2 separate regions of the Homo sapiens genome follow, and region 2 is linked to region 1. A link is a contact called in ENCODE Hi-C or POLR2A ChIA-PET data. All regions are on one chromosome and are shown on one strand. The core of a region is the stretch at or near the end of the contact, and the rest is flanking DNA. Distances in the headings are between cores, read along the strand shown.

Region 1 (4,180 bases), core at 1,039-3,538:
GCAGAAACTATTTGTTCTTAAACAAGAAAAGCACACATTGAAAATTCTTCTTTTTCATCTCTGGAAGAAGGATCTCTGATTGGCATGTTAGTTGGGGCAAAAATGGAATCAATTCCACCAAGATCTACTGGGATCCTACCATATAGGTGCTGAGTTATGCACCAAGAAAACAAACAGAGTAGCCCCTGCTCTGCCTGCAAGGCAGTGAAATGGGGTGGTCAGATCTGGATTCCAGGACTGATTCTACCGCTTGGTGGCTGTGTGGCCCTGAGCAAGTTGCCTGACCTCTCTGCTCTCCTCTGAAAAATGGGGATGATAATCTTCAAAGTGCTGTCTGAGTTAAAAGAGAAAAGAACACACGAGGCACTCGATTGAGATGGAGGCGTCCATGCAGTGAGATGTGCTGCTACCGTTACTGAACACTACTACAAGGCAACGTGAAGAGGCTGGGGTGAGGATGGAGCAGTAAGGACAGAGGACACTTCCAGGTCCCTTAGGAGGAAGCTGTTGGTGTGCTGAGGGGGTGCCACACAGAAAAGGTGACTTCAAACTGGGCCTAGGAAGAAGTGTCAGGGACAGGAAGACAGAGAGGCAGAGATGACTCCAAAGTTTCAAGCTTGAGTAACTTAAAGAATGGTTAATTTGATGAGGTCAGGGTGTGAAAGGATGTCCCCAGGGACTCCCAGAGAGCTGGGTGTCCTCCAGGCTGAGGCGCCTGGGGACTAAGCACATGCTTGAGCTAAAGGAGCGTGGGGACCGAGTAAGCTTGGACCTCAGAATGAAGGGGGCCTCTGTGAGCACAAGGACCCCCAGACGGGCTGGATGGTGAGGACTTTGCATCTATCCCTTGGGTTTGTCCTCACCCTCAGCAAGACCCTTCACTCAGAGATGGCCTGTGGGTTTGGGTTTTACTCAGAAGCAGCAAGGAAAGCACTGCAGGGGAGCCCCGGGGGTACAGACGCAGGGGATGGAGTGAGTGACTTGACAGCGGAAAGGCCGTGGCGTGGGTTCTGGGGCTGCTACCTGGCTGCAGGGAGGCAGGCAGCATGGGTGGGGGCCTGCATGAGAGCTGCACTGAGCAGGGGGTCTTGGGGTGCAGTTCTGACCACATCCTTTTGGAGGGTCCTGAGGTATGACCTGGGACAGGTGTAGTGGGCAGCTGGAAATGTGGGCCTGCGGGTGGTTCTGGGAGTTGGGGGGATCTCAGGGCAAAGTGGGTGCTGTGGATTTGGGGTCAGACATCTACATGGCCCCAGGGGGAAAGCCTAAGCTTTTCCAGCATGGAGGGGGCTGCAGCTGTGCCTTTGGCTCTGGAAACTTCCATAAGCCGGCTCAACCTGCTTTAGGGATGTAGGTCAAGCCTGGTTATGAGGCAGCAAATGGCTTGAAGAATTCAGGGGTCCCTACGGAGCTGCGAAAGGCAACAGGCTGTTCACAAGGATTGTTGAGATCCGTAGGGCACCCCTTTAAGTCCCCATCTTTTCTTTTGGCCCAGTTTTAGGGAAGCCAAGATTTCTCCTGGAAAGAGCCCTACCTGGAGTTCAGGAGCTCCAGACCAGCTCTGGCATGGACCAGCTGTTTGTCCCTGGGCAGGACACTCAGCCCAAGTAGCCCTTTAAGATTAGGCATGTGCTCAGCCCCTAGGCCCCATCAGCCTAGATGACAACTAGCTCTCTGCCAGACGCCGTGCCCCGGGCACTTCCTTCCATCCTCCGGCCTCGTTGTCCCTAGTGCACTTAGCTGTCTCTCCATGCCTTGCCACCCTCCCTGCACCTTGCAGAGAAAGCAGCATGAGCACCATTTACAGATGAGGAAGCCAAAGCTCAAAGCAGGTAAATGCTTCCCAACGTGGTGCAGTTGATGAACAACAGAGCCAGGATGTGAACCCTGCTGCAGCCCGGCCCTAGTTAGCTTGGTACATGGGGCTCTGCCCTCTTCTTTTACAAATTGGAGAAGACCATAGGTGATTTATTTATTCTTCAAGTTTACCATGAGCATTGGATGGGTCTGTGTTTGTCAAACTGGCCCGAAAATTTGAATGCATCCAACAAGTGTGCGTTAGGCGTGGCTCTTTGTTCTTGTCTGCACACATCTCCTGGCACCTCCGGATCTCACACTGGAATATTTGCACTACCTCAGGCGGTGTTAAAAGTGTCCCAGCAGCCAGGGCCGGCGCTCGGCTACAGCCTTGCCTCCCTCTCGGAGGAGCAGGTGACGACAACACCAGGAGGTGTCCAGATCACGCAGAGGGAACGTGTTGGGGCAATTCAGGTCACTGCCCTAGAACAGTGCTGCTCCCTGTCTCGAGGTGGGTTGTCCAGGGCACAGGGCAATGCAGGCAAGGATGGGAGGACCCAAGAGGCCACGCAGGCCCGCTCCTAGCCTCCATGTCATTCCAAAGGGTGCAAAAAGCAGAGCTGCCAGCCCTCCTGGAGCTGCATTCTGAGCTCAAGGCACTTTGAGAGTGAAACAAAGTCAGGAGAGGCCATTGTCTGAATCTGCGAAACAAATCTGATTTCAAGTGCATTTGTTAAGAAATGTGGTTTGGGTACATGGAGTGGCAGAGGCTCATGGGTTTACAAAACACCCGAGAGAGAACTGTGTGCTCTGTGCTTGTCTGGAATGAGCATGCTATTGTTCTATAAACGGATGCTTCAAAAACACTCATAAATACACTCCCTCCCTTCTCTTAAATTGCTCTATTATTGTCTTTCTTTCAAAACCATAAAGATGCCCCTTGACCCCACAGCTCTCCTTCCCTGCTGCCATTCACAGAAAAACTTCTCGAAAGACGTGTCCACACTCCTGTCCTCACCTCCGCTGACACCCAGGGCCCGTGACCTGCTTGTTGCCAAACCCAGGACACTTTTCTGTCCTGGTCCTTTGATTCTCAGGAGGCTGTTCCTCCTTGTGTCCTGGTAGCCCCTGCAGAGGCCTGCCGGTGGTGGGAGGGTACAACATGGGGGAGGCGTCCAGGTCCCAGTGAAGGGCTGCTGTGAGGGTTCTTACACGCCCCCTTCCTCTCCCTCTCCATCTATACTCTCTTCCTGCGTGGTTCCATTTGGTCCCCAGCTTTGAGCACCAGGTGCATATCGATACTTCCCAGAACCCTCTATCCCCTACCTCCATGCGTGACCTCTTCAGGATCTCTAGACCCTTCCACCCGGCCAACCTCCGGGCAGTTCCCTAGGGACAGCTAACAGGCGACTCAAACATAACTGACTCTTGCTTTTCATCCCCATTCTATTTCTCATCCAGTATCCTCCATCTCAGAAAATGGGGCCACCAGGCTGGTAAACGGGGAGCCCATGTCCCCTCCTCCCTTCCCTCCAACTCACATTACCGAGTCCTGCTGGCTCTAACTCAGAAATTCAACTAGAGCCTAAACGTGCTCTTCGCCCTCACTCCGAGGCTGTCTTCCAAGCCACCAACCTCTTGCTGCGCAGCCTAAGCAGCCCCACTCGGCTTCCAGCTTCCACTTTGCCCCCTTTCAATTCTCTCCCCTGACAGCAGCCAGAGGGGTGTAGAAAGTGAGTTATAATATCTGGCAGTGCAACCACCTGCTAAATTCCTGCTTCTCAAAAGTTCCTTGGTCATTCTTGTTTCTTTCTTTTTCAGATGAAATTTAGAAGAAAATATGTTTTCATAGAATAAATAATCCAGTGGCAAACCAGTCCAATCCAATTCCAAGATCGCTCATTGAGACAACACTTACCATAGGCCTCCCCTCTGCAGCCAGTGCTCCCGATTGGGAATGACTGGAGCCTCAGTTCACAACACCCCACGGGGGAAGGGGGTGCTGGTTCCCTTTATATAAACCCAACGAAGAAAGACCTGGCTTTGGGGAGCAGAAGTGACTGCTGTTGCACATCTCTTTGCTGAAGGATGGGCCCCCTTTTTTTTTTTTTGGAGACCGAGTCTCGCTCTGTCGCCCAGGCTGGAGTGCAGTGTGCGATCTCGGCTCACTGCAGTCTCCACCTCCCAGGTTCAAGCAATTCTCCTGCCTCAGCCTCCCGAGTAGCTGGGATTACAGGCACCCACCACCACGCCTGGTTAATTTTTGCATTTTTAGTAGAGATGGGGTTTCATCGTGTTTGCCAGGATGGTCTCGATCTCCTTACCTCAGGTGATCCACCTGCCTTGGCCTCCCAAAGTGCTGGGATTACAGGTGTGAGCCACC
Region 2 (3,977 bases), core at 504-3,003, 66 kb after region 1:
CTGGAATTCCATGTCTTTCTGGTTCGAAAGAGCTTGGAGCCAGCCAGCCCTGACAATATAGCAATGGCCAAGAATGCCCCAGGCCACTTGGCATTAGTGGGCGTTCTCAGGCTCACCCTTGCTGGGCGGCGGCTCCTTTGCACATGTGGAAAGCCATCCGTAGGTGGGAGGGAAGCCAGGGAGTCCACCTCAAGTGTTCCCTCCTAATTGGGTAGGAAAGACTAACAGGTTCAAAATAAGGAGGTCTTGATATGGAGCTAAATGGCAGATGGAATCAGCTGGGTGAGCCCTGGGAGGGCAGGGAAGAACCCAGATGCCACTGGAGGAAGAGGCACTAAGACTGTCCCTCTGTCCTCCCTTTTCCTTCTTCCTGCACAAGGCCTTGCTTAGTTCTCAGGGTGAGTGATTGCTGGGACTGGCCTCTGTGTGCAGGCAGGCCAAGAACCTTTCTTTCCATTCGACAGATAAGACAACCGAGGCTCCGTGAGGTGCACTCCTACAGCAGAGGGCCTGCCAGGGGCTCCAGGAGTGAGCTAAGCCTGTCAACTAATCACAGCACCTTGCAGCCACCTCCCATCTGTCTCCCATTCGCCTTTAGACACAGCCTCCTTGGCTGATGAACACTCAGGGACAAGGACCGCAGTGACCTGTAGTAATGGAGACAAAGGGCTGAATGGCCACTGAGACCTCGGTGGTGATAACTGCATGAGGTCCAAATTCTTTGCCTGAGAAGGAGCCAAGAGGGCTGCTAAGGGCACTGGAACAGACTTGGAGTTAGGCCTCGTTCCCCAGCAATGGAGACCTAGGCTTCCCTGCTCTGGCCATTCACAAATATTTGTCAGCGGTCGTTGGCTGGGCCAGCCAAAACCAGCTCCTCTCTCTTCTGTATTTGCTGGCGCTGGGTTTCGTCGATACCTTCATTCAGGGGCCAGCTGGCTGCTCCCCACGAAACCTGCGGGTTTGGGGTTTGGCTGGGCCAGGGATGAGCCGCTTTTGCTCCCAGCAACCCGGCAAGGAGGCTGCACTTGGTCTCAGACACATGGACATGTGGGTCCTGGGTTGGGAAACATACTGGACACCCAGTTTTGCAGCCCTGCAAGTAAGAAGGGCAAAAACCCAACTCTCTGCCTCTTTATTTCTGGGGAAGTCTTCTTCGGGTGAGGAAGAACAGCACAGGAGATAAGATTAATATTCCATTTGTGCTACTGGCAACACCTGCTGTTAGGAAAATAATGCTTTTTTTTTTTGGAGAATGGAAATTGTCGGTTTATGCTTTTTCCATCGTTCATTTAGTTTATTCTTTATTCTTTGGGTTCTGAAATCAGATGTCTTGTTTTACTCTAAGACTGCTCTCTTTTATACAAAAAGACAAAAATGTTCTCGGAACACCACAGCTGCATTTTGGGAGGTGGGTGTAGGGAGAATAACTTCAAATTTTGTTTAAAAAAATGGTTTTAACAGCAGTCCAAATGGAGACAAATGTCCCTCTGTTCGTTTTTTATTTCATAATCGTTCCCAACTAGATATTCTGAGTGCCACTGACTTATTATGGTTCTCTCCATGTCGGACATTTTACCACATAATTTGTAGGTCTGCTTAAAAATTTCTGAAAGCAAAATTCCTAGGGCAAGTGGTTTTAAAACTATGCATGGGCTCATATTTCTTGCCTTCAGGAAAAGTGATGACTGCTTATTACCAGCGTAGGCACCTCCACTCCTGCCCACCTACACATGCCCTGAGTGAGCTCTGCCTGCCCTGGCCCAGTCACCTGGGACAACGCAAGGGTTGCGGTGAGGCTCGGAGGCACAGGCACCAACAATTTCTCTGCAGCTCAGGGGCTGCTTAGTCGAGCGATGGCATATAGGACCCAGGAACAAAAGTCGCCACACACACCCACCCCAGTTTGCAGAATGATGGGGAAGCTTAAAAAGGAAAAGTATAAGGGAGGGGAGGTTTTCTTCCCTCATGAGGGAGTCAACCAAGGGACATCATGGTATTGGCTGATGAACACTCAGAGACAAGGATCACAGTGACCTATACTAACGGAGCACCCATGGTGCGCGCAGGGCTGATTCGGATGATGGGTGTCCCCCGCAGGACACTCCTTGCCAGGTCTGTCTGGGGTATGGCAGCCTGCACAGAGCCTGGCACTGTGCCACTCACAGTTGCATGGGCTGGGTGATCTCACCTCTCTGTGTCTCTGTTTCCAGATGTGCCAGTCCCCACCTGAGGGGCAGTTGTAAGGATTACATGAGTCACAGCATGACGGATGAGAAAACCAAGGTCCAGAGAGGTTGCTTTGTCCTTCTAGGGTCGCCCCGCTAGTTAGTGGCAAAGCCCTCACTGGAACTCAGATTTGTGTTTTTGCTGTAACACGCCATATGACTGGATTTAACAATTACTTATTGGAGATCTCAGTGCTCTTTGGAGAACTGGGGGCATCGCTACAAAGCTTAGGCAACACACGGGCCCTGTAATTGCCAGAGCCATCATTATCATGATGGCGGCAACAGCAGCACTGGGCCAGCTACTTCCTGAGCACTCCCTCCTAACAACGCTGAGAGGAGAGGGCCAGCATGCATCAGAAACACTCCTGCCACCGTGGGCGGCCAGCCAAGCTGCAGACTCCCCCACTCCAATAGATTTTGTGGCTCTCTTTGCTCAGAGTTGGGTAGAAAACAATTCAAGATTGAGGTCTTTGCCAGCCTAGGCAAAAGTTCATGTAAGAAGTGTGGTAGCTCACTGCATGGACTAAAAGCTTTAGAAATCAGATGTTTACCTCGCCAAACGATGCTCTGGAATAGATGAAAGGTCTGATTGGTACCTCTGCACCCTACAGGCAAAGACTTTTCTCACTAACTGTAGAATGAATGAATGAATGAATGAATGAATGAATGAATGAATAATAAATGATGCAGAGAAAGGCTGGTTCATTATTGTTTCATTAATTAAACACATGCTGAGACTCTGTTCTGCCCAGAGGTTAATCAGAGATGTCAGTGGGTTTGCCTGAGGCCACATAGCTCCTGCAGCCCTCTGAGAGAAGTTGGGGTGGAGGCAGGGTGTTTGTGTGACAAAGCTGTTCAGCTGTCCCTACAGAGTCCTTCAGCACTCCCCTAATCCTATCCAGGTCTTAAGGTCCAGACCTGAGCAGGAGCCTTCCCCAGCTCCCAGGGTCCTGCCCGAGCCCTCCAGACTCCTGATATGATTACAGTCTGGAATGCCCTACATCACACCCACGTCTCTGCCACCAGAGTGTCTTGTGTGTGCCTCTGAACTGCTCCCAAAGCATCCACTTCCTTCAGATGAGGCAGAACCTTCTCTCTATCTTCCTTGTGGTCTGGGGAGGGGAGGTAGCGATGACTCCAGCGCACAGGGCTGCTGCCTTCATGAAGCTGAGGGTCCATTTGGAGAGACAGATGTGAATCTATTAGTTACAGAAACAGGTCTCTAGCTTTATCCCAGGACAAGAATCACGAAGGAAAGGAAGCAGAGAGCAGCACAGGCCTATGTTCTACTCTGGCCTGGAGGCAGGACTGGCCACATAATGAGCGGAACCCAGTGCAAGATGAAAATGTGGGCCCCTGGTTCAAAAGCTATTGAGAAAGTCAAGACAGCCATATTGGAGCATAAACCAAACGCAGGCCCTGGACTCGGGCAGTTCACACACTCTGAGGGTGGTCCTGAGGCCACAGGACTCAAACTCACATCACAGGGATGCAGAAGAATGGTTCATAGCTAGCATGTAGGAAGCAGTTACAGTAAGCCAGGCATGGCTTTCGTTCAACCCCAAGAGAGGAACTATTGTTCACTCCATTTTCCAGAGAGGTCTTCAAGGCACAGAAAGGGTAAGAAACTTGCCCAAGGACACACAACTTGCACCAAGCAGAGCCTGGGTTTGAACTTATATAGTTTGGCCCCGAATGTGTGCCCTCAGCCACCACACTGAGTGTTCTGAGAGTGTAGGGCAGCTTGCA

The links. A loop is a pair of places that touch in the nucleus more often than their neighbours do. ChIA-PET counts read pairs that join two places held with the same protein, here RNA polymerase II (POLR2A). Pooled maps may share reads with other maps.
Region 2: a map with no recorded cell type shows a loop between it and region 1 (7-fold over the local background). The contact joins two enhancer-like sites. A Hi-C loop is called at or near these places in 2 of 37 single-sample maps with no recorded cell type and 2 of 50 pooled maps. POLR2A ChIA-PET finds 5 or more read pairs at or near these places in 1 of 52 experiments (IMR-90).

What each region holds. Positions count from the first base shown.
Region 1 is chr18:48,817,504-48,821,683 of GRCh38, reverse strand. All of the region lies in intron 10 of CTIF (cap binding complex dependent translation initiation factor), which reads right to left. CTIF-AS1 (CTIF antisense RNA 1) reads left to right here. Exons shown (of 3, transcript XR_935449.3): 3 at 1-3,684. Among named protein-coding and RNA genes, the nearest start is that of CTIF-AS1, 22 kb to the left of the region's middle. RefSeq lists enhancers at 349-418, 519-768. Within about 2 kb of position 2,288, at least 4 of the 41 ENCODE cell types and tissues checked have a DNase peak (open chromatin) inside an H3K27ac peak, as active enhancers do.
Region 2 is chr18:48,750,872-48,754,848 of GRCh38, reverse strand. The region is part of intron 7 of CTIF (cap binding complex dependent translation initiation factor); the gene reads right to left. Among named protein-coding and RNA genes, the nearest start is that of MIR4743, 82 kb to the right of the region's middle. Within about 2 kb of position 1,753, at least 4 of the 41 ENCODE cell types and tissues checked have a DNase peak (open chromatin) inside an H3K27ac peak, as active enhancers do.